4 separate regions of the Homo sapiens genome follow, and regions 1, 2 and 4 are each linked to region 3. The links are chromatin contacts, found by Hi-C or POLR2A ChIA-PET in ENCODE. All regions are on one chromosome and are shown on one strand. Each heading gives the region's core, a stretch centred on a gene start or an enhancer-like site at or near the end of the contact. The rest is flanking DNA. Distances are from core to core; before and after follow the strand shown.

What was found. Hi-C counts contacts between places; a loop is a spot of excess contacts on that map. ChIA-PET counts read pairs that join two places held with the same protein, here RNA polymerase II (POLR2A). Pooled maps may share reads with other maps.
Region 1: a loop to region 3 is called in a map of CD8-positive, alpha-beta T cell, with 9 times the contacts of the local background. The contact joins the promoter of STX17 here to the promoter of SLC44A1 in region 3. A Hi-C loop is called at or near these places in 2 of 168 maps with a recorded cell type or tissue (CD4-positive, alpha-beta memory T cell and CD8-positive, alpha-beta T cell) and 5 of 50 pooled maps. POLR2A ChIA-PET finds 5 or more read pairs at or near these places in 1 of 52 experiments (HEK293).
Region 2: a loop to region 3 is called in a map of CD8-positive, alpha-beta T cell, with 18 times the contacts of the local background. The contact joins the promoter of DNAJC25-GNG10 here to the promoter of SLC44A1 in region 3. A Hi-C loop is called at or near these places in 4 of 168 maps with a recorded cell type or tissue (CD4-positive, alpha-beta memory T cell, CD8-positive, alpha-beta T cell, naive thymus-derived CD4-positive, alpha-beta T cell and 1 more) and 8 of 50 pooled maps.
Region 4: a loop to region 3 is called in a map of CD8-positive, alpha-beta T cell, with 9 times the contacts of the local background. The contact joins the promoter of INVS here to the promoter of SLC44A1 in region 3. A Hi-C loop is called at or near these places in 2 of 168 maps with a recorded cell type or tissue (CD4-positive, alpha-beta T cell and CD8-positive, alpha-beta T cell) and 9 of 50 pooled maps.

Annotation. Positions count from the first base shown.
Region 1 is chr9:99,903,143-99,910,462 of GRCh38, reverse strand. STX17 (syntaxin 17) reads right to left here and starts at 3,809. Exons shown (of 8, transcript NM_017919.3): 1 at 3,757-3,809. STX17-DT (STX17 divergent transcript) reads left to right here and starts at 3,862. Exons shown (of 3, transcript NR_038853.1): 1 at 3,862-3,909. RefSeq lists an enhancer at 3,271-3,510 and a silencer at 3,671-4,070.
Region 2 is chr9:111,626,608-111,633,413 of GRCh38, reverse strand. It overlaps DNAJC25-GNG10 (DNAJC25-GNG10 readthrough), which reads right to left and starts at 2,080. Exons shown (of 3, transcript NM_004125.4): 1 at 1,671-2,080. The coding sequence starts at 2,006. It overlaps DNAJC25 (DnaJ heat shock protein family (Hsp40) member C25), which reads right to left and starts at 2,080. Exons shown (of 4, transcript NM_001015882.3): 1 at 1,671-2,080. The coding sequence starts at 2,006. It overlaps LOC107987116 (a long non-coding RNA gene), which reads left to right and starts at 2,211. Exons shown (of 2, transcript XR_001746897.2): 1 at 2,211-2,374; 2 at 5,966-6,493. RefSeq lists enhancers at 1,347-1,396, 2,127-2,216 and a silencer at 1,747-2,036.
Region 3 is chr9:105,239,825-105,246,242 of GRCh38, reverse strand. It overlaps SLC44A1 (solute carrier family 44 member 1), which reads right to left and starts at 1,592. Exons shown (of 16, transcript NM_080546.5): 1 at 1,339-1,592. The coding sequence starts at 1,374. It overlaps LOC112268038 (a long non-coding RNA gene), which reads left to right and starts at 650. Exons shown (of 3, transcript XR_002956866.2): 1 at 650-1,224. RefSeq lists silencers at 650-729, 1,070-1,209, 1,220-1,819 and enhancers at 142-1,045, 1,046-1,950.
Region 4 is chr9:100,095,943-100,102,619 of GRCh38, reverse strand. INVS (inversin) reads right to left here and starts at 3,377. Exons shown (of 17, transcript NM_014425.5): 1 at 3,204-3,377. ERP44 (endoplasmic reticulum protein 44) reads left to right here and starts at 3,620. Exons shown (of 12, transcript NM_015051.3): 1 at 3,620-3,836. The coding sequence starts at 3,780. It also overlaps the pseudogene RN7SL75P. RefSeq lists a silencer at 3,104-3,313 and enhancers at 3,554-3,693, 3,704-3,773.

The DNA of each region.
Region 1 (7,320 bases), core at 2,560-5,059, 5.3 Mb after region 3:
ATAGCCATATCCCACAAAAGGTTATGCCTATTATGTTCCTACCAGAAACATAACACAATGTCCATTTATCCATATTCCAAGCAATATACTTAGTATTATCATTCTTAGACATGTCATTGGTGAAAAAAATGATGTCTCATTATTGCTTTACTTTGCATTCCTTAAATTACTAACAGGGTGGATTTATCAGCCATTTGCATTTCTTTTTTTTTTTTCTTTTTTTTTGTTTTGAGACGGAGTCTCACTCTTTTGCCCAGGCTGGAGTGAAGTGGTGCGATCTCAGCTCACTGCAACCTCCGCCCCTTAGGTTCAAGTGACTCTCCTGCCTCAGCCTCCCAAGTAGCTGGGATTACAGGCACGTGCCACCACGCCCAGCTAATTTTTGTATTTTTAGTAGAGACGGGGTTTCACCATGTTGGCCAGGCTGGTCTCGAACTCCCGACCTCAGGTGATCCACCTGCCTCGGCCTCCCAAAGTGCTAGGATTACAAGTGTGAGGCACCATGCCCAGCTGCATTTCTTCTTTTTTTAATTTTTAATTTTTGTGGGTATATATTAGTAGTAGGTATATATTTATGGGATATTTGAGTTATTTTGATACAGGCATACAATGTGTAATAATCACATTAGGGTAAATGAGGTATCCATCACCTCAAGCATTTATTCTTTGTGTTGCAAACAATCCAGTTATACTCTTTTAGTTATTTTTAAATATACAATTGAATTATTATAGTCACCCTGTTCGGCTATCAAGTACTATATTTTATTCATCCTCTATCACTATTTTTTTGTACTCATTGCATTTCTTCTTTCATGAATTGCCTGTTCATGTCATATGCATCTGTTTTTACTACAGGGGATGTCTTTCTCTTATTAACTCATAAAAGGCTATTACATGTTAAATGTATCAATTATTTGTCTAACATTAACATTTCCCAATCTATCACACTGCCTCTTTTCTTTTCTTCTATACCACAAAGAGATTATCTTTATATCTACCATCATTCCTATCAAAATGTTTTTTGAACACACCTGTTGTTCAATAGATGCTGCCTGAACTAAAATATTTCTTCACACGTCCCTTCTATACAATTGCTAATCCTATCACTCTAGTCAAATAGCACAATATGCATAGCCATGATAATGGAGCTTCAATTAGTCTACCTTTAGACTCTTTCCCTCCAAAATGGAATATAAACTATAAAAACATAAACTGTATTATAAACGAATAGCATAACCACACTGAAAGAAGTGAGGAAGAAAAATTATCTAAGCCACTTTAGAAAACAATATTTTAACTGAATACTATAAGCCTAGAGACAAAAAGAACTACACTGTACTCTATTTAGTAAATGTGTTTCTCACAGGAACATAGGTCAGAAATCCTGAAATTACTTTATGTGTATACTAGGACTGAAGAAATAAGAAAATATTTTGTAGAATGCCAAGAGTCAGATTTCTCACTGTCAGATAAAAAGTTAAAAATAAGGGACAAAACTAGAATGAACCCTGTGGTGTTAGACTAGAAGCAAAGCTACTGGGATGAACTTTTGTTTTTAAAAAGTATATGGATAGACAAATACAGAAATAAACATAGATCTTTGTGTATGCATGGGTATGCATATGTATAGACTGGTGTCTTCTGTGGGGCCCTGGAAGCAATGTTACCCCAGTAGCAATGAGCATCCCTAGAGCACAGATCTTTGTGTTTAAATACTATTCTCCAAAAAAAGAAACTACGGGTCGTTGGAGAAGTGGCTGACTATCAGGGCTGAGGCACAGAAAACACAAGATGAGCCTGGGGCATCCTATGGTACCAGAAAATTAGGAAGTTCCAAAAAAGAAAAAAAAGGATGGAAGCATGCTGAAAAGCTACAGAAAGCAACCTGAAAGAAAACTCCCAATGATCAAAGCTGGAACAATTTCAAACATAAAATAACACAAGTGTAGGATAACAACCAATAGAAAAACATCTAAGTCCACATGGATACAAATAAATAACGGAATACAAATAAACAAATGGGAAATGGGCAGCTCATCCTTACAGAATAATTTCAATTAATAAAGAAATGAGGAAAGTAGAAAATCATCATTAGAACACCATAGTCATAATAATTGCTGAAGGCAAGATCCACCAATGGATGTGAAATTTAGCAAGGGAAAGTCTGAGGAGAAACAGGATATGCGTACGGTTTAAAAGCTCCCCCCCAAGATGTCAATTATAAGGAGAAAAATAAGACCTTTACATTGGAGAATCCCAGCAGACACTCTCTACCAAGTGATCAAGATTAACCTCACGAGCAATAAGTCATATATATCAGCTATGCTCATATGATGAACTGAGAAGGGCACACACACTTTTGTGTTCTTAACAAAAATGTATAACCTTAATCTAATCATGAGAGAACACTGGACAAACCCCATTTGAGGGGCACTCTACAAAATAACTGACCAGCATTCTTCAAAAGTGTAAAGATCAGAAAGAGTATAAAGACAGAAAAAGACTATCAGTGTAAAGACAGGAAAAGACAGAGGAACTGTCACAGACTGGAGGAGACCAAGGACCCAAGACAACTAACTGCAATGTCGGGTCTTAGAGTGGATCCTAGAATAGAAAAAGGACATTAATACAGGAAAAAAAATCACAAGTTAGTAATTCAGTTAATAGTATTATACTAATATTAACTTCTTGCTTTTGATAATTGCGCTATGGTATGTAAAAAATTATTAATGGAGGCAATAGGGAACTCTGTATTACTTTTGAAACTTTTCTGTAATTTTAAAATTATTTCAAAATAAAAAAGTTTTTTAGTATAAGAGGATGTTTCACGTAAGACAGGTAAAAACATTTAGAAGTCAAAGAACTGCCATCGTATTCACTGCATTAATACTTGGAGAGAGGGGTGCCAGGACTGTGCCAGGTGCTTTACAAACTTTATCATGTAGTGCTTACAACTAATATGAGATGGGTACCATAATACTCATGTTTCCCAGTAAGTTACTTAGGAGGTTATTAATAAGTGAAAGACCCCATTTCTCAGGAAACCCAGCCCCCAAAAGTGACGAACACCTTCCATCGGCCCAGAGCTCCCACTTTTCAGGATACTAGTGGCGCCCGATTTCTTCCGGCCCGCCGCTTAATGTTTCTGACTTATGGAAGAGATACCGAATTTGGAGAGAAAAGTCAAAGTAAAGTCTCCTCTCTGAACCTCGGTTAGCTAAAAGGAGGGAGCCAAGGTGTGGGACCTTCTGCCAACCACCTCTGGGTTTGGCGAGCAGGGGCTTCCGGCCTCTCGCTCCCAGTCCTCCGAGCCTCACTACCATCGAGCGTCGCGTCATTCCTCGCAGTGTCACCCACAGCACACCTGGGCCACACACACCAAACGCCCCCACCAGCGAACGGATGCGCGGGTCTGTCCCGGGACCCAGACGCCAGCGACCCTGGCGACCCGGGGCCTACAGCGCGCCAGAGACAGGACGCGCGCCGGAAACTTTTCCACCCCGCGACCCCGGGAGGCCGTCCTGCTCGCATCGTCTGCGGCCTCCCTATACCAGCTTCCAATAAAGCTTCCAAAAACGAAACCAAGCGAGGCTCCGCCACTTCTGAAAAACAGGAGGAGCCACCATGGCGCTCGCACTTCGGATCCAATGCCCTACTTGCCGCCCAGCGCCTCTTGCGCGCGCCACACGGGCGCCAGGCCCACCAAGCCTGTGAGGGCCCGACGCCCCCAAAGGCGGCCTCCAGAGAGCCCCTTACCTCCCGCCGGGGCGCTCGAGGCCGGTCGGTGGGCACGGCGCAGGCGCAGGAGCGACGGGGCGGGGCATCACGAGGGGTGGGCAGGGTTGGGCCCCGCCCCCGCCCCCGCCCCCGCCCCGCAGGGCCCCCAGGCCGGGCGCTGGGGGCGCACAGGTGAGTACAAATGCGGACGCTGCTGAGAACAGCGAAAGCCTTTTTCAAAAGTGATATTGATTTACGTTATGGGGTTGTGACTCGAGCCAAGAGGAGAGAGACGCACAAACGCTCTTTAGGTCTGCTTGTTGTGTTTAAGACAATTCATGCTTGTATGGCCGACTGCATTTCGCAGTTTTCCTGTCCGTTTTCCTCTGTTCTTCCTAGAATTTTATTTGCGGGTTGGGCATGTATTCTTAGCTCTGTTTTGAAACTGAAGCTCAGAAAGGTGGTGCCTCCCCATCCCGTCCCCAAAAGCCCTGTGAAGTGGACAGGGCAGGAGTGCCATCTTAATTGCAACAGGTGTAAAAATTAAAGCTCAGCAAATTGTGGTTTCCTCCAAAAACTGGTGGAGGGCTTAAGGCAAACGTCTTTATCCCGATTTTATAGATTATGACTCTGGGGTTTAACAAAGAGTTTTAAGTGACTCACTCCAGTTCAGCCAGCTTATGGCAGAGCTGGAACTCCAACTGGGTGTCCTAATTTCCTTCCCAAGTTATTCCAGTTAGACCAGCTGCAACCACATGAACAAGCAGGTGGCCGGCTTTGAAGCCTTGTCCAAGTCACAGGTCCTCCTCTCTTCATGGCCTAACTTCCAGATCCAGCCCTTTTAAAAAGATGTCTGTGAATATTCAGATGACGTGCTTAGAATGTATTCACTAATGGCATTGTCTCAGAAGTGATCAGGATGTTCAAACCACAGTTAAGGAAACTGAGTTCTTAGGGTCTTCCAGTAGAGTAGGAGGTAAACAGGGAAGATTAGGGGCCTGTAGATCCTTTAAAAAGCCTTGAAAGACAATTTCTAAAACAAAGCACCAAATCTACCAAGCAATTTGGATTTTCTTTGGGGACATAATGTATACTGATATTTGTTTTACAATGAGCTCCAGAATGTATTTATCAAATTTTGATTCTAAGGAGAAAAATTAAAGTATTAGGCAATACTGTGAGAAAATGTTTTTTATGCAAGGATCAGTGAAATAAGATCTTTTGAAATAAAAGATCATTTGTGTTAAGTTCTGAAAAAGCTTCCTCAGGTACAAAATCAGGAGGTGTGGTACTCAAAGATTCTAAATTTGGACCTGGACTTCTAAGTTGTTATATGTATGTTTGCTGTAAGTTAGGTGTGTCAAAGTAGTAGGATAAACATTTTTTTTTTTTTTTTTTTTTTAGACAGAGTCTTGCTCTTTCGCCCAGGCTGGAGTGCAGTGGCATGATCTCAGCTCACTGCAACCTCCACCTCCCAGATTCAAGCGATTATCCTGTGTCAGCCTCCTGAGTAGCTGGGACTACAGGCGTGTGCCAACATGCCCGGCTAATTTTTTGTATTTTTAATAGAGACAGAGTTTCACCATGTTAGCCAGGATGGTCTTGATCTCCTGACCTCGTGATCCGCCCGCCTCGGCCTCCCAAAGTACTGGGATTACAGGTGTGAGCCACCATGCCCGACCAAAACCTTTTAATCTAACTGTTGGTTAGCTTGATTTATAATCTTTAAATATTCAAACATATGGTGTGTGGACCTCTTTTGTGTACTCTAGGTCATCAAGTTGTTAGGGGCAGGCCTGCTACTACTGGCCGACATTTTCCTGAAGTCCTAACTGAACCCAGCAAGTCCAAACAAAACATTAAGTGTATATGTTGGAAAGAAAATTAAAAAAAATTCTTAGGGTGTTATGATTGATTGCTTTCTTGGAAAATCCATGGAATAAACTGAAACTAATTCAATAAGATGGCTATAAAATACCTCTCCTAAACAACAATCATCAATTTTAAAATGTAATGAGAAGAAGACTGGGCGTGATGGCTCATGCCTATAATCTCAGCACTTTGGGAGGCCAATGAGGGAGGATTGCTTGAGGCTAGAAATTCAAGACCAACCTGGGCAAAATAGTGAGACCCCATTTCTAAAAAAAACAAAAAAAACGTAGCTGGGTATGGTGGCATGTACCTATAATCCCAGCTACTCAGGAGGCTGAAACAGGAGGATCAGTTGAGCCCAGGAGTTTGAGGCTGGAATGAACTATGATCCCACCAGCCTGCACTCCAGCCTGCAGAAAAGACTGACACCCTGTCTCAAAAAAAAAAAAAAAAAAAAAAATTGAAATGTACTGGGAGGAAGATTACATTCAAAAATGACAAAAATCAAGTTTGTGTTTATAAGGAATTACAAGACCTATTTGAAGAATTGAGAATAATAGCTAGATGAGGGATAGGGGTGGAAGGAAGGATCACAAAGGGGCATAAGGAAACTTTGGGAGTGATAGAAATGTTCATTATCTTGATTGTGGTAATAGCTGCATGGACGTATATATATGTCAAAACTTACCAAATTGTACACTGTAAATATGTTTATGTATAAGTGCTTATTGTATGTGAATTATACCTAAATAAAGCCATGTAAAAAGGGAGGGGGGAAGAAGTAGCTTTTTATTTGATTGCATGTGATGTGTAAAGCACTTGGTTAGGCGCTTTACATGCAATATGTTATTTAATACTGATGACAACCCATGAAGTAGGTATTACAATCACCCCCTTCATACAAACTAGGAAATTGAGGCTTAGAGAGTAACTTGACCAAGGTCCAAGTCTCATATACTACATAACAGGAGTAAGACTCAAATCTTACGTAACAGTATTTATACTTTAACCTGACTTCCATATTTCCATATAAGATACAAGTAAAGACTTGACTATGTGGAAAAGTAATACAGTCAATATTGTAAAGTTGTCCATTTCCACCAAACTAACTTAAAAATTTATCAAAATCCCATTATGATTTTTCTCTTTCTTTTTCTTTCTTTCTTGTTTTTCTTTCTTTTCTTTCTTTTTTCCTTCCTTCCTTCCCTTCCTTCCCTTTCTTTTCCTTTCCTTTCTTATTTCCTTCCTTCCTTCCCTTTTTTCCTTTCCTTTCTTATTTCCTTCCTTCCTTTTCCTTTCCTTTCTTATTTCCTTCCCTCCCTTCCTTCCTTCCTTCGTGTTTTGTTTTGAGATAGAATCTTGCTTTGTCACCCAGACTAGAGTGCAATGGGGGTGATCATGGTTCACTGCAGCCTTGACCTCCTCCTGCCTCAGCTTCCCAAGAAGCTGGAACCACAGGTGTATGCCACTATGCTGGGCTAATTTTATTTTTCTAGAAATTGGGACTCCCTGTGTTGCCCAGTCTAGTCTCCAATTCCTGAGCTCAAGTGATCCTCCTACCTCAGCCTCCCAAAGTGCTAGGATTACAGGTGTGTGCCACCACACCAGGCCCCCTTTATGATTTCTATAATAAAACATTTTAAAAAATCCAAATTGATTTTGCAACTATTACTCTTTCTTCTTAGAATGCCATTTTTTGCCTGCTTTCCCCCATCTCTTTCCCCCCACCCC
Region 2 (6,806 bases), core at 831-3,330, 6.4 Mb before region 3:
GATAACTGATATACAATCCAAATATCACTATCTTTAACCTAATTATCTATATCATCCTAACAACTACTGCATTCCTGACACTCAACCTAAATTCAAGCACCACAACCTTATTACCATCTCGCGCCTGAAACAAATTAACATGATTAACATCCCTAATCCTATCAATTTTACTATCCCTAGTAAATCCCATTATGATTTCACACACTGGTCCAGGGCTCCCTCACGCACCAGCAGGGCTTCTGGCTGACTACAAGGAACAGAGGTTGGAGCTTCATATGCTGAAGTGCCTTGGATGGAGAGTTCTTTCCTATTTTTTCTGGAGTCTTTTTTCCATCACTTTTTACATAATCGGCAACAAAGCCCTTTGGGGCCTCAGCACTTTCCCAGTTCCCCAGCCATCCCTCAGTTAACTGCCAATAAAAATTACAATCTCACTAACGCTAGTGAGAATTTAATGAACTAGGTAAATTAAATTTTACCTAGTTCAATTCACCTAGTTTACCTAGTTCAGGGCCCGCCCCTCCACCACTCATTTTATGACTCCAAATTATCCAAACTGCTCTGGAAGGCATCAATAAAGTTGTTAGCTCCTTGACTATTTTCAGCTCTGGAAAAACAATCTGGAGGAACAATCCAAGGTAAAATTATATCCACTCAAAGTACAATCATTAAAAGCAGGCTACCTGGCAACATAGAAAATTTTGCCTCGGGAAAAAAAAAAAAAGGCTAGAAAAGAAATACTTTACAACTACAATCGCTGACGCATTAGTATGATGGGGCCCTTCAAGCAGTAATACCACCATCAAGTACGATTTATACTTCGTGATGTCCTAGATGGTTTGATTTTTTGCAGTAGTAGAAGAAAACAGCATCGGGCTAAATCTCTCATCCCCACAAGACTCAATAAAACCTGTCAAATGAAATACAAATACATATTCACAAAATATTTCCTACTAGAAATTCTCAGAGTTTTGTACCCAAGTCATTAAGCACCTATTTATGGATCCTATGGAAAGGGGGGCGGTTCGCACACTTATCATTTAATCCCCATAATAACTCTGAGAGGAGGTATCATGGCCTTAATTTTGCATATGAAGAAACAGCTATTTCAACATAATAAGTCACTATCCAAGGTCATACAGGGGTGTCACAGCAAAGACTCACATCCAGCCTTTTGACTGGTGTTCATTGTTCTTCTCAGTGTTTTCTTAGTTCCTTAAACCCAAACTAAGCGTCACCATTAACACTATTTCCAGAAACCAATTTTCTGTCATATCAAACTGATGCGATCACAGTTGTCACTTGATATTCGAGACTTTCCCTGTTGTGGGCTACCCCAGATCCTACTAATAATGATCACCCTGCTTTTCGAATGTGAAATGCACGTTATTAAAATATTTTCACGAAATCGTAAGATGGCCAAAGTTTTGCATAACAATGTCACAAAAAGGAAGAGGGCAAGGAGGCTAGCTGTGCCCCCCAAGGCCCCGTGGGGCCGACTCGGCTCTTTCACAGGGCCACGTGGGAAACGTGAGTATCTTAAAGGTCGCGGTGGTGGCTGTGCTCAGTTTCGGGGTCACAGAGGCCCACGCTCCGCGGACCGGGGTCGGAAGGCGCCGTGGGCTTCCCGCGGCCAGTCTTCGAAGCCCCTCCACGCCCGCAGGCCTCACCTTGAGTGTCTCGTAGGCGGTTGCCACCAGCAGGAAAGCCTCCTCGGCGCTCTGCGGCGTCCGCCCGGGGCCCTCGTCTCCGGGCTGGGGCCGGTAGCGGTCAGGGTGGTAGCGCCGGGCCAGCTGGCGGTAGGCCCGCGCGATCTCCGCCTTGCCCGCCGAGCGGCTCACGCCCAGCACCTCGTAGCAGTCCCGCGTGCCGCAGTAGAGCCCCTCCACCAGGGCCCCCGCGGGCCGCACCAGCAGCAGCGCCGGCAGCAGGGGCGCCAGCAGCATCCACCAGCGCCGGCCGGCAGCCCCGGCTCCCCAGCCGGGAGAGAGCAGCGGCGCCCCCATCCCCAGCCTCGCTGGCGGCTCTGCCACCCCAGCGATTCTGCAGCACTCAGCCGCGCGCCCGGCTAGTCCCGTCTGGCCCCAGCTACACGTCAGCAGCCGACGCCTCCGCGCAGGCGCACAGGGCGCGGCTACAGCAACTACTTCCTTCGCAACCCGTTGGTAGGGAGAAGGACGCCTCAGCCACTAGGCTGCTTCCGGTGTGTCACTGAACACCTTCCCCGTACCAGCAGCTGGAGGATTTGTTTGGTAGCACCTGGGGGATGGCTCTGTCCCGGGCGCACTTAGGCGGGCTGTGCGGAGCGCTTTACCTTCCACAGTGTCCGGCACACGCATCCTTTTCGACATCATCACTTGACCTGCTGCAATAGGTAACCTACCTGGCTCTCTCGCATCCCGTTATCAGCGTCAAGAAGATTTGCACGTAGGCCTTTAAAGCCAGCCACCAGCCCCGGGCGCCTTCCTCTCACTAACCCCATGCTGCCTTTCCAAACGGAAGATGAACTTAGCAATTCTAGGCGCTGCCTGTGTACTAGGTAGGGACCCTGAAAGTTCATAGCCATCTAGTTCAGTTTTTCTCAGCCTCCACGCTATTGACATTTTAGACCAGATAATTCTTTGCCTTTGAGGGGCTGCCCTTTGCATTGTAAGATGTTTAGCAGCATATCTGGCCTCTCCACACTAAATGCCAGTAGTGCCACCACCCCCAGTCATGACAATAAAAAATCTCTGTACGCGGGTCTGTGCGTCCACCTTGGGCTGCGCGTTCCCGGGACAACCTGCTGGAAGGATCAAGCGATCCTTCCAAAATGCTAGGATTACAGGCGTGAGCCACCGTGCCCGGCCTACATTTGAATTTCAGATAATAATTTTTTAGTATAAGTATGTCCAAAATATTGCATGGGACTATATGGCAACATGAAAAACTTTGCCTCAAAAAATCTGTTTCTATCATTCATCTGGTAAATGTTTATTGAGTCTCTACTCTGAGCCGGGCACTGTTACTTAGGCACTGGGGATACAGTGGTGAGCAAAGTAAACAAGAAGCTCAACTTCAGAGAGCATATATTCTGATGGAGGATGACAGTCAGTAACAAATAAATAAACGTTCAGATATAATCAACTCTTTTAATAAAGTGAAATCAAATACTGATACATAGCATTATATACTTATAATACATAATGAATATACATTATAATTTTGTATTTCTCATTGAATAAATATATATCTCTCATTACATATATCTCCCTCATTACATATATAATATATATAATCTCATTACACATATATGTCTCTGTCATTACATATATAACATATATGTGTCTATTTTTCACCTCAGCCCACTAAATATTGCATGGGACTATATAGCAACATATACAGTTATATATGTAATGAGAGAGATACATGTATATGTAATGAGATACAAAAGTTATATATATAATAACAATTTTGTGTATCATATATGCTTATTTACATTTGTATCTCATATATGTTTATATATGCTTATATATGGCTTATATATATGCTTATATATATATATAATGAGAAAGATAAAATGAATGGAAACACATGGGAGGGTCTCCTGAAATTATTAGGATCGGGATCAATTACAAGCATCAATTCCAGTAGGAGCTGACAGCTAAACTGACTTTGGAGGACGAATAGAGAATGGCTTGAAGGATGTGAATTAGAGAGGAGTTTGGGGACAAGGGAGTGTGAAATAAGTACCAAGAAGAGAAACGAGCCATGGGCAAGAAAAAAATAATAATAAAGCTTTTCAAAAAATGAAAGACAACCTATATGACTAGGAGTAGAGGTAAGGAGTGTAGGAGATGAAACTGGAGAAAGCCAAGTTGCAAAGGGTCATTTTATCCCATGTCAAAGAAGTTGTTCCTTATCTTAAGAGCAATGGAAAGGCCAATATGGGGTCTTTGAGCAAAAAGTGACACCTTCGGATTGACATTTCAGAACCATTACTCTGCCTGGGAAAATGAGTTGGGATGTATCAGGAAGACCATTAGGAGACAGTTATGAGTCCAAGTAGCCTGTAATCCCAGCACTTTGGGAGGCCGAAGTGGGTGGATCATCTGAGGTCAGGAGTTCAAGACCAGCCTAGCCAACATGGTGAAACCCCATCTCTACTAAAAACACAAAAATTAGCCAGGCATGGTGGCAGGCACCTGTAATCCCAGCTACTCAGGAGGCTGAGCCTGGGAGAATTGCTTGAACCCAGGAGGCAGAGGTTGCAGTGAGCCGAGATCACACCATTGCACTCCAGCCTGGGCGACAGAGCAAGACTCTGTCTCAAAGGAAAAAAAAAAAAAAAAGTCCAAGTAACAGATGCTACAGGTCTATTTCTAGGTAGTGGCTCTGGGAAAGGAAAAGAAATAGAAAAAAGTTAAAATATATTTATGCAGCAAAATGGACAGTATTTAGTCGTTGGCTCTGGAAGAGTGAAGGAGATGAGTGAGTCATGATAATGCCCAGGTTCCCAGTTTGGGCAACCAGGTACCACTCTGGAAACAGGGAACACAGAAGTAAAGTAGACTTATGGAGTAGAATGGGGCATTTGCTTGAAACATGTTGTGTTGTAGATGCCAACCATCTCCACATTGGATCATGTCGTTTCCAAATTTGAAACCTTTGAGGATTCTCATTGACCCTTGCCTCCCGTGAGGCCTTTCAGATATGCAGCTTACCCAGTCCATTTCCTCCATGCAAGCTCCTCTTATAGATGCTCACTGCTACTTGTTCAGGGCTCTTCTTCCCAAATTGAAGAAGTTCCCACGCTGCCTTCAGATAGAGGAAATTTCCCATATTGCAAATTTGGCGATGTAACTTTTACTCAACTTTCCCCTCAGATTAGATTAGAGTTCAAACCCCTGAGTGCTATGGTTTGAATGGATGTGCCTGCTGGGATTACAGGCATGAGCCACCGCGCCCGGCTTCTACAATAAATTTTAAAATTTACTGGGTGCACTGGCTTGCACCTGTAGTCCCAACTGCTTGGGAGGCCGAGGTGGGAGGATTGCTTAATCCTGGGAGTTTGAAGCTGCAGAGATATGATTAGGCCACTGCACTCCAGCTTGGGTGACAAAGTGAGACCTGGTCTCAAAACAACTCCCAGCACTTTGGGAGGCCGAGGCAGGCAGATCACTTGAGGTCAGGAGTTCGAGACCAGCCTGGCCAACATGGTGAAACCCCATCTCCACTAAAAATACAAAAATTAGCTGGGCGTGGTGGTGGGCGCCTGTAATCCCAGCTATCCGAAAGGCTGAGGTGGGAGAATCACTTGAACCCGAGAGGTGGAGGTTGCAGTGAGCTAAGTTTGCACCAGGGAACTCCAGCCTCCGCGACAGAGCAAAACACTGTCTCAAACAACAACAACGAGTTCTATTTCAGCCATAGAAAAGAAAAAAAATAAATGTGTTCGGAGGGTAGATCTCATGTTAAGTGTTGTGACCACAATAAAATAAAATGAAGAAGATCGAATGAGGCTAGCTGAAGCTCACTTCAAAGCAGAGAGAACTTTGGTCCCCTGATATGGCAGTTATTAATTTATTGCCTCTGAGCTTTGAACCCATCCTTCCTTGCCCCAGGGAACGATGCAAAGTCCATTCCCCTTTGCCAGCTGGCTGGATGTTAAACTCTGCCAGTAGAGGGTACTTGAAGGACACTACAAACGTGGAAAAAGAAAGGGATATTTTCTTCTCAAAGCAAACAGATCGATGTGCAGGTTTCCCTGTTCAGCACCAGTTTATTTGCTGCCACATTGGGGATGGCTCTTGTTGTGGGTTGAATTATGTCCCCCCAAAAATATATGTTCAAGTCCTAAATCCTGGTGCCTGTGAATATGACCTTATTTGGAAATAGGGTCTTTGTAAATGTAAATTAGTGAAGTCACTCTGGCTTAGGGTGGACCCTAATCCAATGACGGTGTCTTTTTTTTTTTTTTTTTTAGACAAGTCTTGCTGTGTTGCCCAGGCCGGAGTGCAGTGGTGCAATCTCTGCTCAGTGCAACCTCTGCCTCCTGGGTTCAAGTGATCATTCTGCCTCAGGCTCCTGACTAATTGGGATTACAGGCATGCACCACCACACCAGCTAATGTTTGTATTTTCAGTGGAGACGGGGTTTTACCATGTTGGCCAGGCTGGTCTCAAACTCCTGACCTCAGGTGATTCGCCTGCCTCGGCCTCCCAAAGTGCTGGGTTTACAGGCGTGAGCCACCGCCCGGCCTCATGTCATCAAAAGAAGAGAAAACAGAGGCACAAGAGAAGATGACCACAGAAGACAGAGGCAGAGGCTGGGGTTATGCTACCACAAACCGGAGAATGCCAAGGATTGCTGGCAACCACCAGGAGCCTGGGGAGAGGCGTGGAACCCCTCCTCCCTCAGAGGCCCCAGAAGGATCCAACCCTGCTAATACCTTGATTTTAGACTTCCCACCCCCAGAACTGTGAGAAAATAAATTTCTAGCTGCTTTAAGCCATCTAGTGTGTGGTACTTTGTTTGTTACAACAGCCCTAGGACACTAATGCAGCTTGAGTCAGTTACTTTGTCACCAGGTTGGTGGCAGCTGTTAGCTCTCAACAGAGGCCAGTTTCTTCCCCACGAAAGCAGGCAGCATGCTCCTAGGGCAACCATACTCTCCCCTCAGAGCAAAAGAAGTAGTAAATGCATGCTTGACAGGTACTGGATATCCTTTAAAATGTATATTTTAAAATGGTTAAAACAGTATATTCTATGTTATGTGTATTTTATCACAATTTTTAAAAATCTCAGATCAGGGAAGAGCTTTCTCT
Region 3 (6,418 bases), core at 343-2,842:
GAGTTATATATAGTCATTTAGCAGCAGCAAAAACACTTCTGGCATTATCACAGATGCTAGCTTTCTGGAGGAATTTTTTCCCCCCAAACTAGCGTTTTTCTTCACCAAGAACCAACCATCCTTTATTTCTAAAAACAAGAGCCCTTTTCTGCCCCCTAAAACAAACAAATCACAGACCACAGTTAATGAAACTACGCTAATGAAACTGTGAGATTACATCCCAGGCGTTGTCAGAGCCTATTTTTCATACACCACCACAAGACAGTTTGATGCAGTATTCCTGATTGCTTTTTATAGTATTTGTAAATACACTCGCTAATCCACTAAATTAGGTAATTTACAAACAGGTCCTCTCAGTTATTAGTGGCCAGTAGTCGAGTTCTATTACATTTGATCCTCGTACAGTTGTCTAAACATTTCCACCCAGGTTAAGGGCTCGGATCCGAGAGAAGGAGGTTGGCGAAATTTGGATGGGGGCAGGGTAGAAGCTGAGAGAAATCTCTGCATCTCAGCCCTCAGCGACAACATTCAGCCAGTGCCCACAGAAAAACTAAATTCGGAACCTCTTCCTCCTGTTACACTGGCAACAAAGAGGGAGTTTCCGTAGCGCTCCCGTCACCCACCAGGTGCCCAATCTCCTTCCCAGCCCAGAGTCGGCGCTCCCGCAGGGGCCTCCGAGTGCGGGGAGGCCGCGGGGCCCGGGTCACGGCACTAAGGGGGGATGGGGTGCAAGCGAGCAAGCGAGGTCTGCGGAGCGGGCCGTGGAAGGGCTCCGGGACCCGCTGAAACCATCTGAACCCAGCCAGGGGGCAGCGGGCAAGAGAAAAGGGACAGAATATCTAATGAAGCAGAAACTGGAATTCGGTGGGAGAGGTGAAGAGCTCTTGCTGGGGGTACACCTGCGAGGAGCACAGAAAACGGGCGGCGGATGGCGGGGAGACTCCACGGAGGTGGAAGAGAGGAGCCAGGCCCGGAAGAACAGGGAAGGGGATGCCACCTGGGGCAGAGGAGGCGCCAGTGCAGCCTCTACCTGCAGGCGGGCGGGACGGGCAGCTCAGGTGTGACTGGGAGGAGGGGGCCGACTGGGGAAGGGGCCGGGAAGAGCTGAGGGCGCACTAGGCGCCGCGCAGAGGCGCCTTTGAGTCGGCAGCCGCGGAGCCAGCGCACGGGCATCGGCGGGACCCGGCGGACGGAAAGGCGGAGTGGGGGTCTTTGGACTGCACGGTGCGCTCAGGGGAGGCTGGGGACAGCGAGAGGTATCGGGCGGCGGGCGCCCGCCGCGCGACGCGGCGCACGGGAGGCATCCGGGCGGGCGGCCGGGAGGCGGGAGCCCCTCACCTGCGCGGCGGAGGAGGCGGAGCTGCAGCAGCCCATGGCGGGGCCGAAGGAGCCCGGAGGCGGCGCCGGGCGCGCAGCTACGCCCCGGAGCCCCTCGGCATGCGAGCCGGCGGGCGCCCGGGGAGGGCGCGGCCTGGCACCGCACGGCTAGGCGGCGGCGGCGGCTGCAGCGGCGGCTGGTACTCAAGAGGCGGCGCGGCTAGAGGCAGGCGCCGGCCACATCCCCCGGCGGCGGCGACGGCGGCTACGCGTCTCCTGCTCTGCTCCTGCTGCAGCAGCTGCTCCCCAGCGGAAAGGGGCGGGCGGCGGCGGCGGCGGCGCCTCCCTCTGTCCCCCCGCCTCCCGCCTCCCGCGCCCAGTCCCTCTCCCGCTCCCTCTCCCGGGCCGCCGCCTCCTCAGCGCCGCGCGCGTCTCCCATCAGACTCCCCGCCCCCAGTGCAGCGCCGTGCTGGTGGCAGGGCGGCGGCAGCCAGAACAAGGCCGGGCCCTTCCGCGCGTGTCAGAGGCTGCGCGGCGCCGGGCTTATTTAGCTGTGGCACCGAGGCAGCTCTCTGCCTCGAGGCTGGAGGGCAACGCGGTCTGAGGCAGCCAAAGACCGGGCCAACTCGCTGCCAAAAAGGGGCCGGATTGCTTCCGGATCTAGGAGGCAAGCGGGACTTCTCCCTCTCCCTACTGGACGCACAACTCAGGATCCTGATGGCTTCTTACCGCCCCGTCGGCTGTTTTTTTTCTCCAGAGGAAAGCGTACACAAGAAACCTTTCCTGGAGAAGGAATAGGTGATAAGAAGACGGGAAGAAACAAGCATCTGTTGCTACTGTCCCCATTTTGCTGATGTGGAAACTGAGGCTTGAAAGGGACCAAGAACCTAATGAAATGTTCCCAAGGTTGAAATGGTAATAAATAGCCAGAAATGAGGAAAAGGCAAAAAGTTATCCAGGCTCGCAAGTCAAAGCCATACTGGATCTAAGCTAAACTTTCTTATACAGGATAGTCTACAAAAAACAATAAGGGGACATTAATTTATTCATATTAAAAATACTTACTGAAGACACACTACGTTCCAGTGACTAGTACTGGGAATAAAGAGGCGAGCAAAAGAGACTTACCAAGTTCCTGTTGCTAAATCAGTAAGACTCAAGGAAGTAGCAACAAGTTAGAGTAGACGTGGTAACTACCTTCAAGAAATTTACAATTCCAAACGAGTCGTTAGGAAATACAGTATGAGGTGAAAACAGTTAAAAAGTGAAAGAAATAAAACTAAAGATAATGATGTTAAAAAAAACCCCACATTATCAGGCACTGTTATAGCCTTCATATGTCATTTCATCTTGTCAAAGAATGTCTCAAAAGACAGCCACAGGAAAGAAAAGAAAAACTTTATTTGCAAAGCTGCAAGGGAGTGAGACTTCCAAAAGGACTGATTCACCAAATATGAGACATCAAGTTTTAAAGATTAGTTAAAGTATAGAGGGAAGAAAAGAACACAGAATTAAATTGACTTTACATGCACTGAAAGGGAATCTAAGCCAAGGAAAGTTGGAATGGTAGCCTGTAAGGGGACAGCTACAGAAAGGGCCAGGGAAGAAGAATTCCTAATTGATGTTTTCCTATGCCATTTCCTGAGTTCGTGACTGTGGACGAGTTATCTCTCCAAATCTCATTGTCCGCTTCTGTGAAATGCTGGTAGCAGGGATGACTGCAAAGGCTTGTGGTCAAGATTAAATAACATAAGAAAGTGCTGCTAGGTCAGCAAGTACTCAACTGATTGAGATCTTGAATTCTTCTGCATTCTTTCTAGTTTCCTTTCAGGTTAATCAGAGGGTCCACCATACCACGGAGCTGGCGAATCCTACATGTGTTTCCCATAACCATTAAACCAATAAATACAAGTGAAGACATAAAACTAATGGTTCTAGTCCCAATTCTGGTTGTAAACTCCAGAATTAGATTGTAAACTCCCTGAGAACAAGGAAAAGTATTTTCTCCTTTGTATCTCCCTCAGCTCTCTCAAATGTTTGTTGAATTATTCAGTGCAGCCAAGAATAAAAAACATTCCCTTGAGATTTTCCCTCAAAGCCAGAAAAGTACATCTTGTTTTTAACTCGGGGAGGAGGCTGAAAGTAAAACTACAGTCCTAAACAAGAAGCCATCTGTCTTCCTTCTTTATAGTCAAGGAAAGGGGAGTTGTTTCTCTTTGCAGAGTCAATATGGGAGCATTTCTCTCAGATTAGAAAAATCTTTTTGGCTAGTGCTGCCGTTCCGTGTAGTAGCTAGTGCTTATTCTGTAATTGGAACTGTAGAAGGAGATAAATGCGTAACAGACTGTGGCAGTGCTTCATAAAATGTATTTTGCTTTTTTAGAGATCTCTTTCCTAGACATAGATAATGGGTGAATATAATTGAAAGCAACTACAGTCCGTTGTGCTTGACTGATCTGCACTCTGGTTTTCCCTTTAAGTGTTAATAGAACTAAGAGTTCTAAGATTCTGCAAGGTGCTTTGTAAATACACCAATTATGTATGTATGCACCATATATGCATATGAATCTGATGTTTCAAAATTATACTTCGTCATTAGCATGAGGGAAACTAACAGCTCTTGCATTGATATGCTGTACCTTCTAAGAATGAGTCTCTTTCCCATCCCCCTCATGCCCAAAAAAAGCCTCGTAAAAGGAGTGATTTAGAGAGGGGCAAATTACTATTCCTTTTCACTCTTATAAACAAGTACACACAGCATTCAATGAAATTAAACCACAGCAAACTCAGAAATCACAAAAGGGATTTTTTTTTTCTTAAGCCAGTGATCAGGGTACTTATCTACTATGGTGAGATGTTACCAGGGCAAGCCCCTTCGTAGGGGCTTAGGTTGTTTTTCTTTTTCTTTTGGGAGAAAGGAGGTTTTTAGAAACTTATGTAAAAACCATCTGCGCTAACCAGGATAAAATTATAAGGTCTATCAATCTTGGTGCTGCAGGGTAAAATCGGATCACCAGCTGAGCCAGCCAGAAATGCTTCCCAGTGGTCTGGTATTGCATAATTGGCTGTGTGAATTCCAAGGGTTCCAGCTTCAGGTGGAGGTCTTGGTGCTGGTCACTCACTGAGGGAAAACATTGAATTAATGGTCTTTCCAATGATTTTTATGAAGCCTGACTTCTTGTTCACATGATTTCAGGTTTTGGGGTAACAGAAATACAAATGCGTCTCTACATGTATATGTCTATAACTGCTCAGAATAGTCCTCTTAATTTAAAAACCGTGGCATTTGGTGCTGTGGCTGTGTTATTTACATTTTAGCACATACTGTGCTCACAGTCACATCCCACAAGAGCTTATTTGCTTCAGCAGAGCCCTAGCTTCCAGATTTGCCTCACAACCTCTTCCTCCTGAGCATTCACATATCACCCCAGGGAGATGCTCCAAAAGCCAAAACTAATTGTAACCAAGGGCTGTAACTGTTCATTCATTGCCAGAGAGGCAAGAGCAGTCTCTATTTGAGAAGGTAGAAATGTATCTCAGCCTCCCAGTTAAACCAGAAGTTAGAAATCCACTTTACCTGAAGAGAGCTTTCCCTAACTCAGGCATGCAACAGAAAAAGACAACATTGTATTCAGCAAGACTGGCAATTCTTAAGTCCTTAGCTCTGCAACTTTGTTTCTGGTCACACTTGTAAGTTGATGTTCCTCCAATATTTATTAATAACTCTGGCTTTTATTTGTGGTTTCACTTGGATTTTTGTTGCAAGATCAAACAATGTATGAATTCTCTTTAAAATGCTTGTTATAAACTTGTGTTTAGAGGGGTGTATCTTCCTCCTACTACTTTTCTGAATGACTTTTTTAAACATTGTAGTCATTCAATTCATTTAATAATTTTTATATTGACTGCTTTCTATGAGCTAAGCATGTTCGATTTTGATTAAGTAGCCTGTGCTCATGCATCAGTTCTCAGGGATTTGAGCTGTTTCCAACATAAAATTAGTGTTGGTTTTTCATTTTGGGATGCTGGGATGAGGAAGGAGAGGAAATGGAAGCAGGGTGATGAGTATTAATTTGAGAAGGAAAGAAGAAATTTGTAAAGTAGGGAAATCTATTTATTTAACAGTGCATGTCTTGAGCCATTATAATGAACCAAATACCTAGCTGGGTGCCTGGGATTCAAAGACGAAGTACACTCCTTGCCTTTAGATCATTCTTAAGGGGTGGAAAGATATTTAAACCAAGAACAGAGTATAGTTTAAATGTAATGAAAGGGAAAAGTCCACATACTATATAAGCGTAAAGGAGGTCCACAAAGATTGATTTTTTTTTTTTTATTTAAAAAATGCTGTTACATTTTTTTCCCTATTAACCCTTTCTTACTTCCACTAGACAAGTTCCCACTGTGTACCAAAAGCCTAGAAAACAGTTTGGTATCCAGGAATGTTTCATAAATATTTATTCAATGAATGAATGAATTTTGTCAATGAGTCCCTAGGAATTTAGATTTATAAATGCCTAGAATGTCTCAAAGGAAAGCTTATCTTAAATATTAGATTACTACTTTTTAAAATACTTGTTGTTGCTGTTGTTTTACTGTAAAACTTCTGGTATAAAATAGGTTTATTTTTCTGGCTGGGCACAGTGGCTCATACCTGTAATCCCAGCACTTTGGGAGGCTGAGGCAGGCAGATCTCTTGAGCTCATGAGTTCAAGACCAGCCTAGGCAACATGGCGAAATCCTGTCTCTACAAAATATACAAAAATTAGCCGAGCGTCGTGGTGTGCATCTGTAGTCCCAGCTACTCAGGAGGCTGAAGATGGGAAGATGGCTTGAGCCTGGGAGGCAGAGGTTGCAGTAAGCCAAGATGGCACCACTGCACTGCAGCCTAGGCAATAGAGCCAAATTTTGTCAAAAAATAATAATAATAATAATTTTTCTAATATTGGAATTATAAAAGGCTTTTCTTTGGATAACACTAACCTAATACCATAGTAAAAGACAGATAGGATTAACTACATAAACATTTTAAAACTCCTACATGCAAAAGATACTACAAAATGAATACAAATGACAAAGAGATAAATAATACTTGCAAAGT
Region 4 (6,677 bases), core at 2,128-4,627, 5.1 Mb after region 3:
GATCCTCCCTCCTCAGCCACCTGAATAGCTGGGACTTCAGGCATGTGCCATCACACCTGGCTAAATACTAAATTAAAAGGTATCTAGGTCTTGCCGTCATTCTCACAAAAAGTGAAATTTTTATTTGTTCTCTCCTTGGTCCACCAGGAAAATATACCTAGATAGAGGTCTTAACCATAAGATCTTACTTGGAACATCGTATCACTAAAATGAACCATATTTCAATAAGGACAATTTTGTTCTGACCGGTAGTCTCATGGAGCTTGTAAGAACCTTTTAAAAACATATGACAGGAGTTTGAGAGACCAGCCTGACCAATATGGTGAAACCCCGTCCCTACTAAAAACACAAAAATTAGCTGGGCTGTGGTGGCACACACCTGTAATCCTAGCTACTCAGGAGGCTGAGGTGGGAGAATTGCTTGAATTTGGGAGGTGGATGGAGGTTGCAGTGAGCCAAGATCATGCCACTGCACTCCAGCCTGGGCACAGAGGGAGACCCTGTCTCAAAAAAAATAAAATAAAATAAAAAATAAGTATCAGCCGCATAGGAAGATAGTGAGATCCCTATCACAAGAGTGTTTAAGAAAGCAGAGGCTGGAGAAATGCAGCAACAATTCAAACACCTGATGGGAAGGAAAGATGAATAGTTGCATCAGTGATCTTAAACATCCTTCCTAAACCCTTAAGCTGCTTTATCAAAGTTCCAAAGCTGAATGCCTACAAGGACCAGAGAGGTAACAACTGTTAGAAACGTAGGGAGTCACAGAATCACGGTAAACTCAAGCATATGTACTTATCTAAAGGGAGCAGCTGTTAATCAGCTCCAGTTAATTGCTGCCATGAGGGTAGGCAAGTCCTTTTCTGATTTCACCAAAAAGCAGGTCACGCCAATCGCTGTTACTCCTGGGGATCTGAGAGTTTTCTAAGATAAATTTATAACGGATGAGCTGGTATTTGTCTTGTCATCGACAAGGATTATTGGTTCAAATTCTGCCCTTGAGAGAACATATTAATACTTTCTTAATTATGGTAAAGCACAGCTCCTTACGTCTTTATTTTGCTGACAATTTGAGTTAAGGACTGGCAGAAAATATGGAGGAAGAGGGTGTTGTGAGACACTTCAGTCATGTCTGAGTCTAACAGTCATGTCAGAAGAACTACTGTCATATCCAGGATTATATTAAGGTTATTTGAGAGAAGCTACAAAATAGAGGTGGAGGTGAAAACATGGGAGGGGAGTAACTGCACTTGGGTTCTAGGCCCAGTTGTATTTATAATCAGCAGTGTGTCCTCAGGCTATGTCAGCTTTCTAGGTTTCTGTAAAATGCAAAAAATAATAAGGTTAGACCATGTTCACATTCGTTCATTCAACAAGCTGAGTGACAACTATGTGCTAGGCACTGTTCTAAACTCTAAGACCTGTCATTTTTCATTCTAAGTGATCAGAGTTTTAGGCACATCAGAACCACAAAAAAAGTTCTTTATACCCTTTGAAAAATACACTAAAAATGTGATCTCTGTTTTATATATATGTGTGTGTGTGTATATATTATACATATATAAATTATATATACACATATATAATATATATAATATATATACATATAATATATATATTATATATACATATATATTATATATATAATATATATTATATATATAATATATATGTATATATATTATATATATTATATATATACATATAATATATATACATATATAATATATATTATATATACATATATAATATATATATTATATATACATATATTATATATATATTATATATACATATATTATATATATTATATATACATATATTATATATATAATATATATTATATATACATATATTATATATATTATATGTACATATAATATATATATTATATGTACATATAATATATATATTATATGTACATATATAATATATATATTATATGTACATATATAATATATATATTATATATACATATATAATATATATATTATATATACATATATTATATATATTATATGTACATATATTATATATATTATATATATATACTTTTTACTTCATAATTCTTAGCACTTAGCACAGTAACAGGTATATAGCCAGTACTCAGTAGATGTTTGTTGGATGAAAGGTCACAGGCTGAGTGCTAAGTCCAAAAAGTGAGCAGGATCAAAGTTTAATTTCTTGAATAATGAGTTCATACTTACAAGTCTCTGCTCTTTTAAAATTTCCCATTTCAACTATCTTTGGGCTCTGTCAGGGGCGTGGACAAGAGATAGGAGCACTAGTCTAGGAGTTAGGCCGCCTTGGTAAGAGTATTGGCTCTATCACTGTCTAATTTTGTCACCCTGAGAAAGCCATTATGCAGGGCTCTTTTTTTTTCTTAAGAAAAAATGTATTTTTTGCCCCTTTAAGAAAATAAATCATTTTTTATAGAAAAAAGTCAAAACCACTTTGATAAAGTGCTATAAAATGCAAAGGTGTCATCATCCTTGCCTAATTATACAACAAGCCCGTGTAATAAATGCTCTAATAATTATAACCGTACAAAACTAGAGGTACTGCAGTCACACTCATAGGAAGAGTAATTCTGATTAGGACTAAAGGGTTGGTTGTTCGGGAAGTTCTCAGAGATGGTGACATTTAAGATAGCATTCCAGAGAGAGAACGGGTAAGGCCATTCCAGGCAGCAGGAAAGCTGAAGCAAAGGCGGGAGCAGGGAGAACCACAAAAGCACAGTGTGCCTCCTGGGTACTAAGCAGAGATCGCGTGGGCTCCTGGACCTCACTGAGTGTTTGCAGAAGAAGCCGCAGAGCTACCTGGGGCCAAGTTAGGATCCTCGACTGCTTTGCTAGGGAATTTCGTAATTATACTGGAGGAGCGATCCACGCCTTAGCAGCAATCACTCACACAGTTTTCCAGTTTACGACGTGCTATCCCATCCCGTACCACATCTACTCCTTACAGGAGCCCTCAGAGACAATCAGGGATAAGTCATTGACTCATTCAACTGAGGCCCCGAGTGGTGGCTCTGACTTTATAATGCAGGAATTAGAGCAGAAAGAAGAGGCAGCGGGCGAGGAGGCCAATGATGGAGGCTCAGGCCACAGCCTAGGCCAGGAAGGCCGTGAGTCTGCAGCAGGGGCCAAGGCGGTGCGGACCGAATGATCTGAGCCTCCCCAGCCAGGCCCCCTCCTACTCACCCTCGCCTCCTCCAGGACTGACGTCCCGGGGGCGGCTCCAGGAGGCGCAACCCGGACCGGGCCGCCCCTCCTGCCGGGCCGGTACACTATATCCAGCCAGGTCAGACCCCACGGCGCTGAAGCTAGCCGAGCCCCTCAAAAGGCCGCCCGAGGCTTTCGGCCGCACATCCTTCTGGGAATTGTAGTTCCCATCCTCTGAAGCACCGCGTACACCCGCCCTCCGCCCTTCTATCCCACAGGACCCCGCGCGCAGAGGACTCAGTGGACCGGGGCCGAGAGCCCAATGGGAAAGGAAGTTCTAGATGACGGACGACGTGCGGGGTGAGGCTAGTGCAGGACTACATTTCCCGAAGTGCACCGAGGTGGGCAGGACCCGGAAGTGAGGGTGTGAGAGGCCTCTCTGGAAGTTGTCCCGGGTGTTCGCCGCTGGAGCCCGGGTCGAGAGGACGAGGTGCCGCTGCCTGGAGAATCCTCCGCTGCCGTCGGCTCCCGGAGCCCAGCCCTTTCCTAACCCAACCCAACCTAGCCCAGTCCCAGCCGCCAGCGCCTGTCCCTGTCACGGACCCCAGCGTTACCATGCATCCTGCCGTCTTCCTATCCTTACCCGACCTCAGATGCTCCCTTCTGCTCCTGGTGAGTGAGGGAATGACAGACCCATCGACAAACGCACGAACGGCCTCCGGCCCTCGCCCAGGGGGAACACTGCTACTCCTGCCCCTGCTTTTCCGTCTTTTCCTGCAGTGTTTTGGAGTGCACCCTCCCCCGCTGCCCTCACTCTCGCCTGTCGGCTTCCAGGCGCGGAGTCCCCGAGGCCTGAGAAACCAGTGTCGGGGGAGAATGGGAGAATTAGCCCTGAGGGACTGATACGTAGTCACGGCGTAGGAGCTTCCCCTTCTCCCCGAAGTCCGGGGGTTTCGGTTTCGAGGGCTAGTGGACCTGGTGGTAGCTTGAATCGGAAAAGACCAAGCATAGACCTAGCGTTCCTTCCCACCCTCTCCATTTGGGAAGAGTGTGAGGTCGACAGGTGCTGGGGTTGTGTGACTCTCACTGGGTCTAGATCCCTGAAGCGGTGCCCGGGTTGGCAGATCCCTCTGTTGTGGCTTGATGCGATTGGTTGGGAACCCGGAACTGGAGACTGGTTTGGATTCCACTGGGAGAATAGAGTTTGAAGGGTGGAAGGTGTGGTTACCTGACAATCTCAGCTCAAGGCCTCCCTCAAATCTTATTGCAACGTATTTCCCCATGGAAGCAGATTTCTTCTTCATTGCGCCTTATTTGAATATGCATTCATTCCTAACTGCCTAACCTGCTCAGCATCATCCCATCTTAAAAGAATCTTTCCCTAGTCCCTCTTGCCCCAGAGTACGTCTTGAGTGTGCAGACTAATTGATCCAGGCTTCAGGTCAAATTGAGACAAAAGCGAAGGACTAAACACGTATGGCAAAATGGCTTATATTTAATTGGGCTGTTAATTATAATGTAATATTTGAAAGTACCTTAATTGTAGTAGATTTTTAGAAATTCAGATTTAAACATTAAGAACTACTTTCTTTACAATTTAAGAAACGATTTAGTGACGCATATGAAGTCACACAGCTAGTTACAGGCAGAGCTGGGATTAGAAACAAGTCTCTTGACTTCCAGTGCTTATTCCGCCATATCCCATTAAATGTTTAATATTTGTGTTTGAAATAGTTCTTTCTTTTCTTTTGTCACTTGGACCTTTTCGGAAAAAGCACTGTAAAAAACTAAATGGCATGTCAAAGTACTTTTGAGAACAAAAAGTTGTGTATAAACATTGTAATATTAAATGATAGAGTGTCTTATTGCCACTTCTTATAAGTATACAACAGTGAATGACTTCTGTATCGAGGAAAATATTCTGTATAGTGTTGTTTCTTGGTGATTTCATTATACACTGTGATACATTTTTCCTTCTAGAAGTGTTAGAATAATACCATTATTAGAGACCACTCTCTCCTTAAGAAGACTGGATACTAATCTTATCCACAAAATGGCTTGAGTTATGAATTGTGTGCACTTTTAGGAAATCAAAAAAAAAGGGCAAAAATCTTAAGATATTGTAAAGAAAAGTTGAGACACTGAACAGGCAAACTATATCAGATGCACTTTCCTCAAATGGTATGGTTTGGTTGTAAAGCTAAGTTATGAAGAAGAAATAATTTATTTTGGAATAACTCATGCTTTTTATAGAAAAACCTAATCTTGTTAAATATGAGTTTTTTCCCAAATAGAATCTAGATTTAACTAAAATCTAAGCATTTTGTATAATTATCTTTCTAAGCAAATGTAAAGGCATAAAAATCTGGAAAATATGTTAGAGAATACCTGTAGATATGAAAAGGCTGAAAAAGCCCCAGAAAAGGTTTAAACTAGAATTACAAGTCAAACTAGATTTAATTGGAATACAGTGTTTACCTAGTTTTAATACTCATATGCTAGTTAGCAAATATTTATAAAACATCTATCCTGTCTAATCGCAACTTTGAGTTGCTTACTTAACTGGTAATTCTCTCCTACTGATGGAACCTACTTACTCAGTATTCTCGCTGTCTAATAATTTGTCCTCTTTGTTCCCCCGTGTACTTTTTTCCTACTCTTCCAACTTTCTCTCTCAGACCTCAAGTTTATTCCTTCTTACATACAGATAAAGAAAAGCCAAGTTCCCATTTAGCTGAGGTCATCATTTTTTCCTTAAATGGCCTCCTCTAAAAAGCTGTATATTCTCTTACTATGATAATTTTCTTCAGGCACTTTGTACCTCAACCCTAAAGAACTAGACCTGTTCAAATTTAGTGGTGTTCATATAAGATAACAGTTGAAACATAATCCCAAACTTCTGGAGGCAAGTAGCTATCTTTTCCCTGATCTCAAAGCATTTTGGAATATATCACTCTGCCACAAAGCCTTTCTGGATGGGTAACTAAACACAAAAGCTCAATGTGATAACTTTTTTTCCTGAGCTTTTATATGTATATATATCTTTTATATATATATTTATTTGCGTCTATATAGATTTTTATTTACATATATTTAGATAGATAGATTTAATTAGCCCTTTTCTGCTTATCTTCCTATCTAAGGTGGGTTTATTCAGGGTTTTCCGCTGGGAAAATGATCAGTAAGGGGGATAGAAATCTTGCCTGTTTTTCCTGCACTGGTTGTGTACAAGTTTTGAAAAGGCGAGATAAGAGAAATAAGACTAAATTGGAAAGAAGTTGTCTCATGCACCCTAGGTAACCTCTTCTGTAGTTCAGATTTGTAGCACTGCAGTCCATTTGTTTTATTGAAGATGTGTTCTCATTAATCTCTTGATAAGTATGTTTATAGATCATAATTGTTACTAGTCGTAATTGTCCCGCATGTGAACACTTAAGGGTTTTGCCATTGTTGTTCTCGGTTTGTTCAATATGTATAGGTAGTCAAGAAAAGTTTGCTTAGTTTAGGTAGCTA